Linked DNA regions of Homo sapiens: region 1 is linked to region 2. The links are chromatin contacts, found by Hi-C or POLR2A ChIA-PET in ENCODE. All regions are on one chromosome and are shown on one strand. Each heading gives the region's core, a stretch centred on a gene start or an enhancer-like site at or near the end of the contact. The rest is flanking DNA. Distances are from core to core; before and after follow the strand shown.

The links. Hi-C counts contacts between places; a loop is a spot of excess contacts on that map. ChIA-PET counts read pairs that join two places held with the same protein, here RNA polymerase II (POLR2A). Pooled maps may share reads with other maps.
Region 1: a pooled map shows a loop between it and region 2 (2.4-fold over the local background). The contact joins the promoter of ZNF343 here to the promoter of EBF4 in region 2. A Hi-C loop is called at or near these places in 3 of 50 pooled maps. POLR2A ChIA-PET finds 5 or more read pairs at or near these places in 5 of 52 experiments (AG04449, CD4-positive, alpha-beta T cell, Caco-2 and 2 more).

What each region holds. Positions count from the first base shown.
Region 1 is chr20:2,507,157-2,511,120 of GRCh38, forward strand. It overlaps ZNF343 (zinc finger protein 343), which reads right to left and starts at 1,759. Exons shown (of 6, transcript NM_024325.6): 1 at 1,725-1,759. RefSeq lists enhancers at 1,024-1,083, 1,734-2,043, 2,585-3,180.
Region 2 is chr20:2,690,307-2,694,185 of GRCh38, forward strand. EBF4 (EBF family member 4) reads left to right here and starts at 2,474. Exons shown (of 17, transcript NM_001395167.1): 1 at 2,474-3,476. The coding sequence starts at 3,340. LOC105372507 (a long non-coding RNA gene) reads right to left here and starts at 2,314. Exons shown (of 3, transcript XR_937210.3): 1 at 1,760-2,314; 2 at 1,034-1,158. RefSeq lists an enhancer at 3,645-3,879.

The sequences.
Region 1 (3,964 bases), core at 509-3,008, 180 kb before region 2:
GGGATGCTGAGACAGAAGAATCGCTTGAACCCGGGAGGTGGAGGTTGCGGTGAGCCGAGATCGCGCCACTGCACTCCAGCCTGGGCAACAAGAGTGAAACTGTGTCTCAAAAAAAAAAAAAAAAAAAAGAGCAGGCCTCCTTTTCCTTTAACAAAATAAGCCTCAGATCTGTCAGAGAAGAGAATAATGTAAACAGCTTCTAGGGGACAGAACCATGTGGGGACATCAGAATACAGTCTGCCCTGACAAGCTGCTATTACATATTTATCCCTTTAATGCCTATGGGCCTCAAATTATAATACTATTAGTAATAGTTAACACTTACTAAACTCTTACTGTATACCAGAGGCAATTCCAGACACCATGCAAGTTTTACCTCCCCAAAGCTCCATGAGTTCTACACCTTCCTCAAATTGACAATGCTAGAAAGTGCCTAGATTTGAAGTCTAGCTGTGGAGCGCCACACGCTTAGCCAGCTGGGCCAGTAATGATGTCAGCAATGGCCAATCCCTGTGGGGTCTGACAATTCTCAAAGTGTATCCACACATAGGGTTGAGGGGATGTAGATGAAACAAAATTGGCCATGAGTTAACAAATGTGGAATCTGGTGACAGGTCCGTGGCAGTTCACTGAATAGCTCTACTAGGTAGGTTTAAAATTTGTCCCTACGAAAAAATTAAAAATAAAATTAAACGCCTGATATCCAGAACTCACCATATGCCGGAAGTGATTTGGATTGTTAACTAGAAGCCGTCAGAGTTCCCCACCAGACCTAACCCTTCACAGCCCCAAACCAGATGTTTGGCCCTAACATGTGAGGGAAAAGCAGTCCAGGAAAGGAGTCAGCCAGACGGGCCACCCAGATGACGACCAAACCCAGGAACTTTGCCACAAAGCACAGGGGGCACCTCCCACATGACACACCTTGAGACAACAGGTCCCAGAGAAAAGACCTGCCCCCATTCAAAAGAGCTGCCTAGATGCCTGTCAGAGTGATACAGCCCACCACTATCAGAGGACGAAACCTCCCTCACCTCCCTAAAAACCCCAGGGACTCCTGACCCAAGACACTCGCCCAGGCCCTCTCAGGATATTTTGACCACGTCAAGCTCACCTCCACTTCCAACCCCCCAACCCCTAATAAACCAAGGTCCATCAAGCATCAAGGCCTGAGACGGCCTCCCCCTAACCACCCCGGTCACCACTCGGGACATATCCAGCCCCACCCAAAAAACAGAAAAACTCGGTGATGCAGGACTCAAGACGCTCCCCAGCCAAAAACCACCCAGGGATGTGCGGACCTAGCCACGTCCCCACCCCAGCCGCGGGGATGTTGGTCCATTTGGCCCTGGCAGAACTCAACCCCACAGCCCAAATAAACCCCAGGACGCACGACTGGGGCCGCCCTCCGTATTCGAAAACTGGTTGACCCAGAATAATCCCGCCTGGTTCAAGACAGGCATTAGAGTTCTAGGTCACTCTCGTCCCCCCGGGGGGAAAAAAGGTCCGCGGAGGTCCGGGCAAGCAGGGGCTCACCCCATCGCCTCGCCCCAATGAGCACCGCGAGCTGCGCCCTCTCCTCCAAAAACCAAATATCTCCAACCCGCACTCCCCATTGGCCACACTCTACCCCGCGTCCTAACCTACGCTCGGCCTTTCCCGACCCTCCTTTCCCCACGAGAGAGGGCATCCTGGGGCCAAGGAGCCGCGGAGGCCGCGCTCACCAGAGCCAGCGTGCCCGGGATCTCGGCCACCGACCGACGCCAGAACTACAATTCCCAACATCCTCGCAGGCTTCGGCTCCCATTGGCCGCCACAGAGCCACTTCTGGGCCGTGCAACGGTTACTTTTCCAGGACAGTGACCACTGCAGTGACAGCCTCTCCGTCTCTTCTTAAAATACCCATGTTGAAAACAGGTTCTGGCTCCCGAGTGAAGTCTCTGTCCCCTTGGCCCATTCTGCAAAAAAAAGACTACACTCCCCACAAGCCTCTGCGGCAGCTTCCGCAGGCGCTTCCGGAAGCTGGGGTCAACGAGAGAAGTCATTTCCGATTGGCGAATCTAGCGGGAGCAATGCGCTGTCTGTCAGGCGTGTGTTGGGTACAGAGTTTACTGCACCGGACCACCTGAATTCCCTGGGCTGAGGCTCCATAGCACGCGAACTACCTTGCGTGAGCACTATGTAGATTCGACTTCGTGTTGCCTGTGACACACAGGCAGGGCAAAGCCGCCTCCCAGCGTCTCAGTTGAACCCTTACCCTCAACACCAGTGCACTCCTGTGGGTGGCCTGTAGTCACCTTTCTTGTCGAAGTCCTCAAAGTTAGGGACAGACTCTCATCCAGTTTCTGGAGGGTGGAAGCTTCACTCAGGCTGGAGTCTGGCTCTCTGGCCTCTTATCTAAGATCCCGGTTCAGATCTGGGCTACTAGAGCCGGGCGTGGTGGCGCGCGCCTGGGATTCCTGTAACCCCGAGGGAGGCTGAGGCTGAGGCTGGAGGATGGCTTGAGCCCAGGAGTTAAATGTATATATTTTAAAACTAATAATATTTTTAAAACTGGGCTACGCTGGTACCTTCTGCAACACGGCAATTAGGGGTTTGCAGATCAGACCTTCAGCTCATAGGAGGCGCGTTTAAATCTTAATGGCAAATACAAATTGAATTAAATTTTACTTGTTACTGAAGGGGAAATAAACCTGACCTCACGCCCTTGGAGTATTTCCATGAGAAATCTATGTATAAGTGCTCCTTTGATATGTACCTGATACTTTTGAAAGGCTGAATAAGCACCTGCCAACTTTACAAAAGAGGAATGTTTCCCCCAAAGGCCTGATGAGCCATCTCTTTGAAATGTAAACAGTGAAGAAGATAGTGCCCTTATCTCCCTGTCACCTTGGGAGTTTAGCTTAGGTGCCTAGCTCCAAACTCGTAACTGCCCGCTTGTCACAGATAAAAGTTTTATTTTTTCTTTTTGATAAAGGCAATTAACTAGTGTAGATGGCTACTCCAATTACCAGGTGAATTTAGAATGAATTATGAAAAATTGTATAGCAAACAATGTCAAATCCTCTTACAAGGGGGCAAATTACCATTAATTTTGAGGACATGTTTGTAATAGATTGTATCTGCCCAACTAGATAAAAAGTAAGATCTCTTTCTGTCTGGCATCTGATTAGCAGATTGTCTACAATGTGCTTCCCAGTCCAGTTCAATATTATTTGGTAATAAAACTGTTCTCCTTCTTTTCTACGTTTGTGAAGGGGATTTTCTGGGTTAGCAGGAGATTTTGTTTTTATTTTCTCCAACACCTCCTTCCATCTTCTTATTTCTTTTCACCTTCCCAATATCAGCCTTCTGAGGCTTCTCTGTTCTCCAGTACTCAGGAGATAGAGAACATGGCCCCAAGGCCGTTGTGAGCCAGGAGACAGACAAACATTTCTTGATATTCTGTCCTGCCTTTCACAGAAAGGACCAATTCCCTTCTCTTGTCTTGGAGGCTGCCGTGTTAGTACTGGGCAGAATCTGTTACTGAAACACCAGGGGTTGGGTCTAGGTCCTGCTGGTTGCCAGTCAGAAAACCAATCACTGAGACGAGTATTGCAAGGGAAGAAGGCCTTAATTGAGTGCTGCAGCCAAGAAGATGGGAGATCAGTCTCACATCCATCTCCCTGACTGACCAAAATCAGGGGTTTGTATAGCAGGGAAGAAATGTAACTATGTGTGGGAAAACAGAAATTAGGGAGAGGTAAGTTGGAACAGGAAGGAGGTGATTGGTTAGGCAATATGACTGATGAGGAGTGTGGGTTCTCATTGTCCACATGCAATGATTTGGTAAGTTGCAGCTCCTTGATACTATCTGGGAGGCCTGATGTTTGGTTTTCCTGAGAAAGGAACTCAGGACAAATGTGACCTTCTCAAGTTTTAAGACTGGGGGAATCCATTTCTTTTCTTTCCTTTTCCTTTCTTT
Region 2 (3,879 bases), core at 1,224-3,723:
TGAACCTGTGGAGACCAAGAAGCCCCATCCCAGCCTAGGGACAGAGCCTCTTGGGATAGGGACCCTCCCCGGAGGCAGGTGCTCCTCTCCTCTCTGAGGGCCAAGCCCAGCCCTGTCCTCACCCACTGATGTTCAGGACTGACAGAAGTGAGAGTCCCATATGGGGAGACCATTTCCTCAAAGATGTTCTCTGAGACTGTGGAGGAACGTGAATTCTGTGAGGGGAGAACAGAAGAAGAGCGCCAGGCACAGCAGCTTGAGGTGCTCAGAGGGCAGAGGAGAAAGACAGTGTGCTCTGGTCATCAGGGCAGTTTCCCAGGTGTGTGTAAATATATATACACCAGATATATATATTTCCCAGGTGTGTGTAAATACATACACATGCATATATATATGTGTATATATATATATATATATATATCTGGTCACCAGGGTGGTTTCCCGTGTGTGTGGGGTTGGGGGGTGGGGTAGCCCACTGCTGCCAGGAGGTCCCAGGCCCTGAAGCCCAAGAGAGACCACGGAGTCTGAGAGCAGAAGCAGGAAGGCAGGGCTGGAAGGGAGCCAGCACACAAGGGCCCCAGGAGTGGCTTGCTGGGGGCCAGTCAGGCATCCTTGGCAGAGCGTTCCTGTGAACGGTCTCAGACACAGGAGGGGCAGAAATTGAAGAAGGAGGCGAGGAGGAGGGGACAGTTCTTTTAAGAATGGGGAGATCTGAGCAGAGAAAAGAACATATTGAGACACAAACAGGAGATCGGTGGGGTAATCTCAGGAAAGGCAGAAGACAGGACTAAGCAAAAAGGTTCCACATCCATCTCCACAGTGGAAGACCGAGAGAAGAGAACGGGTGAAAAGACAGAAACGAGGAGGAGCATACGCCGCTGATGGTGCCAGCAGGGTTCTGCCAAGATTCCCTGAGTCCTCTCCACTGGGTAAGAGGAAGGGTGTCTGCTGGAAATGAGAGAGCCAGAGGTGGGTCTGAATGTTGGGGAGAGGAGTGGAGCAAGTGTGGAACAGCTCTGGGGGGGCTTCTCACATGTAATGTGTGTACAGGTCTTGGTAAATTGCAGGTTCCGATTCAGCAGGTCCCGGCAGGGCCTAAGAGTCTGGATTCCTCACCAGCTCCCAGGTGATGTCAATGCTGCTGGTCCGGGGACCACACTGTGAGAAGCAAGATTTAGAGAGGCAGATCAGGAGATGGAGAAAGAGACTGGCTTAAGAATTGTCTTAAGGAGAAACCCATGTTTGATAATCCCACCTAGGGTAAAAGCTGAGACCTGAAGGAGTCCTGGTGGGAATGGCAGCCCCCTGTGGGTGATGGGGAGAGGCATAGAGAGAAGGGGTGGTAAAGAGACCAGGAAAGGAGGTGAGAGGGCCTCTGTGATGGCAGGAGAACCAGCAGTGCCCCCAGGACGCCTCATCTGGGCCAATGTGTGACAGAACGCTAACTCACACTTGGAGGCCCCCCAGAAGAGGATGGGAGTGAGTTGGAGCAGGAAGGTGTTATTGCAGGGGTGTCTGAGCGTGAACATGGCAGGCAGGGCAGGTGGCCCCCATGCTGTTCTGCAGGAAAGTGCTGGACTCAGTCTGGGCTTGCTCGAAGCCTGGCCAGGACAACGTGGGGAGAGGGGCAGAAATGTCTCTGCCCCACGGTCAAGGGCCAGACGACTTCTGTGCCAGGAACTAATAAAAAAAAAGGAATGGGATCTGAGACGGGACGCGGCTGGGGAGAAACAGGAGGTGAGCTGGGCTCTGAGCCTACCTGTCCAACTCGCAATCAGAAATCAGGAGGTTCCTGAAAGGCACAGATGGAAACTGAAAATGCTTTAGGCTTAGGTAACCCAGCATCAGGAATCGGGATGGTTGGATGCAGGGACCTCGCCCAGCTTGTCTGGGGCCGCAGCCTACGGCAGGGACGTTTCAGTCCTTAGCTGGGGTGAAAGTGAGGTCAGGGTCGCCGGGGAAATGCGGGAGTACAGTCACGCGGGAGAAAGACGTCAAGAGCGAAAGCTCGGAGGCGTCAAAATGAGCAGCAAGTCCAGGCACAAGGCGTCGGGCGCGGAGAGTACGGCGGGTGCCGGGGGAGGGAGATGAGGCCGCGAAGACGCCGGGGCTTCGTCCGGCGGCGACGGGGAGGCCGCGGAGGTTCCCGAGCGCAGCGGGGCGCGCACCTCCCGCTCGGGCCGGGCTCCCTCGCCGCGCGGCCCCGGATCCTCCCTGCGCGGGTTTCCGTGGCCCCCGCCGGGCTCTTCCGTTCCCTCCCGCGGCCTCGACCAGGCCGCAGCCCCCAGCCCAGGCGACCGACTCGCCAGGGTCCGCCCCGCCGCCGCGGCCCGGGCCCGGCCGCTCCTCCCCCGATGATGTCACGTCCCCGGCCGCCCCTCGGCCGGCCGCGCCGCCCCGCCCCCGCCTCCCCCGGGCCCCCGTCCCCTGGGCCCGCCCGCTCCCGACATCCCTCCTCCCGCCTGCGCTCCCTCCCTTCGGCTACCGCTCCCCCGGGAGCGGCGGCGGCGGCGGCGGCGGCGGCGGGATGGCCCGGGCCCGAGGCCAGGCCCCGGGGAGCGGCGGGCGGCGGCGGCCGCGGCGGGGCGGCGCGGGAACCGGGCCCCGGGGGGAGTCGGCCGGGCTGCTGCTGCTGCTGCTCCAGGTGCTGCCGCCCGGGGCTACGGCAGGGCCGGGACGCCGGGGCACGCGGGGCGCTGGCGCTGGCGGCGGCGGCGTCTGCTGGCCCGGCGCGGCCCCAGCCTTTCCCCGGGACGCGCGGCTGCTGCTGCTCCTGCCGCCGCTGCCGCCACTGTCGCCGCCGCCGCCGAGCTCCGCGCCCGCAGCCTCCGCCTCCCGGATGGTAATCAGCGCCCCGCGCTGGCGCCGCGGGCGGGCGGGCGGGCGGGAGGTGGGGGCGGCGAGGGGGAAAGGGCGGGCGGCCCCGCGCCCCCGCCTTGCCCGAGGCAGCTCCCGGGGCGCTCGGGCCCCCCCTCCGACGACCGCGGCCCCGGGCAGCCGCCAGAGCGCGCCTCTGGGGCGCCTCCGCGCGGACCGGGTGCGGGCTCCGCTCCCCGCCCTCCCCGCCCCGCTCGCAGTCCGCCCGCCAGCGCTCAGGCCGCGGGGGAATCCCTCCATCTCCCCGCCCAGCGCCCCAGGAGGGGAGGGGACAGCGCCGGCGCCCGCGGACCCGCTTTCTCCGAGGGAGCGCCCAAGAGGCGAGCGCGCACTGAGCCACCCGGACTCGGCGCTGCGCTGCTGGAGGCGCCTGGTGCCGTCGGGTCGGGCTGAGCTAGACGCCCGCAGCCTCAGCGGGACCGGATCCGGGGCGGCGGGGGCGCTCACTCACCGCGCGCCCTCATGTTCCCTGCGCAGGACGCTCTGCCCCGCAGCGGGCTGAACCTGAAGGAGGAGCCGCTGCTGCCCGCCGGCCTGGGCTCAGTGCGCTCCTGGATGCAGGGCGCGGGCATCCTGGACGCCAGCACCGCGGCGCAGAGGTAAGCGCTCGGACCGGACCCGGTGCGCTCGGGTTGGACGGCTGCGCGCCGCCTCAGCTCAGCTTGCTGGAGCTGCTGGAGCCAGGGGCGGAAGGAGCCCTAACTCTGGACGGTCCCGGCGAGCTCCCCGGCCCACCCCGTCCGGAGTGCCTGTGCTGCCTCCTGAGGCTGTGGGGCGGGCTGGGGCGGGGCTTCTGCCTCCACTCCGGGCTGCCCCGGTAGATTTCTGACGGCCGCTCGCGGGTGCGGCGGTGAACGCCACCCCAGCCGGGCTGTCTATGGCTCTGAGAGAAGAGGCAGAGCTCCCAGCCATGACCCACAGCCACCGGCCGTCTAGGAACGTCCAGCCCCTCCTTCCTGGGCAGTCCCAGTGACTCTCCTTGTCCAATTCCGCAGCTCTCTG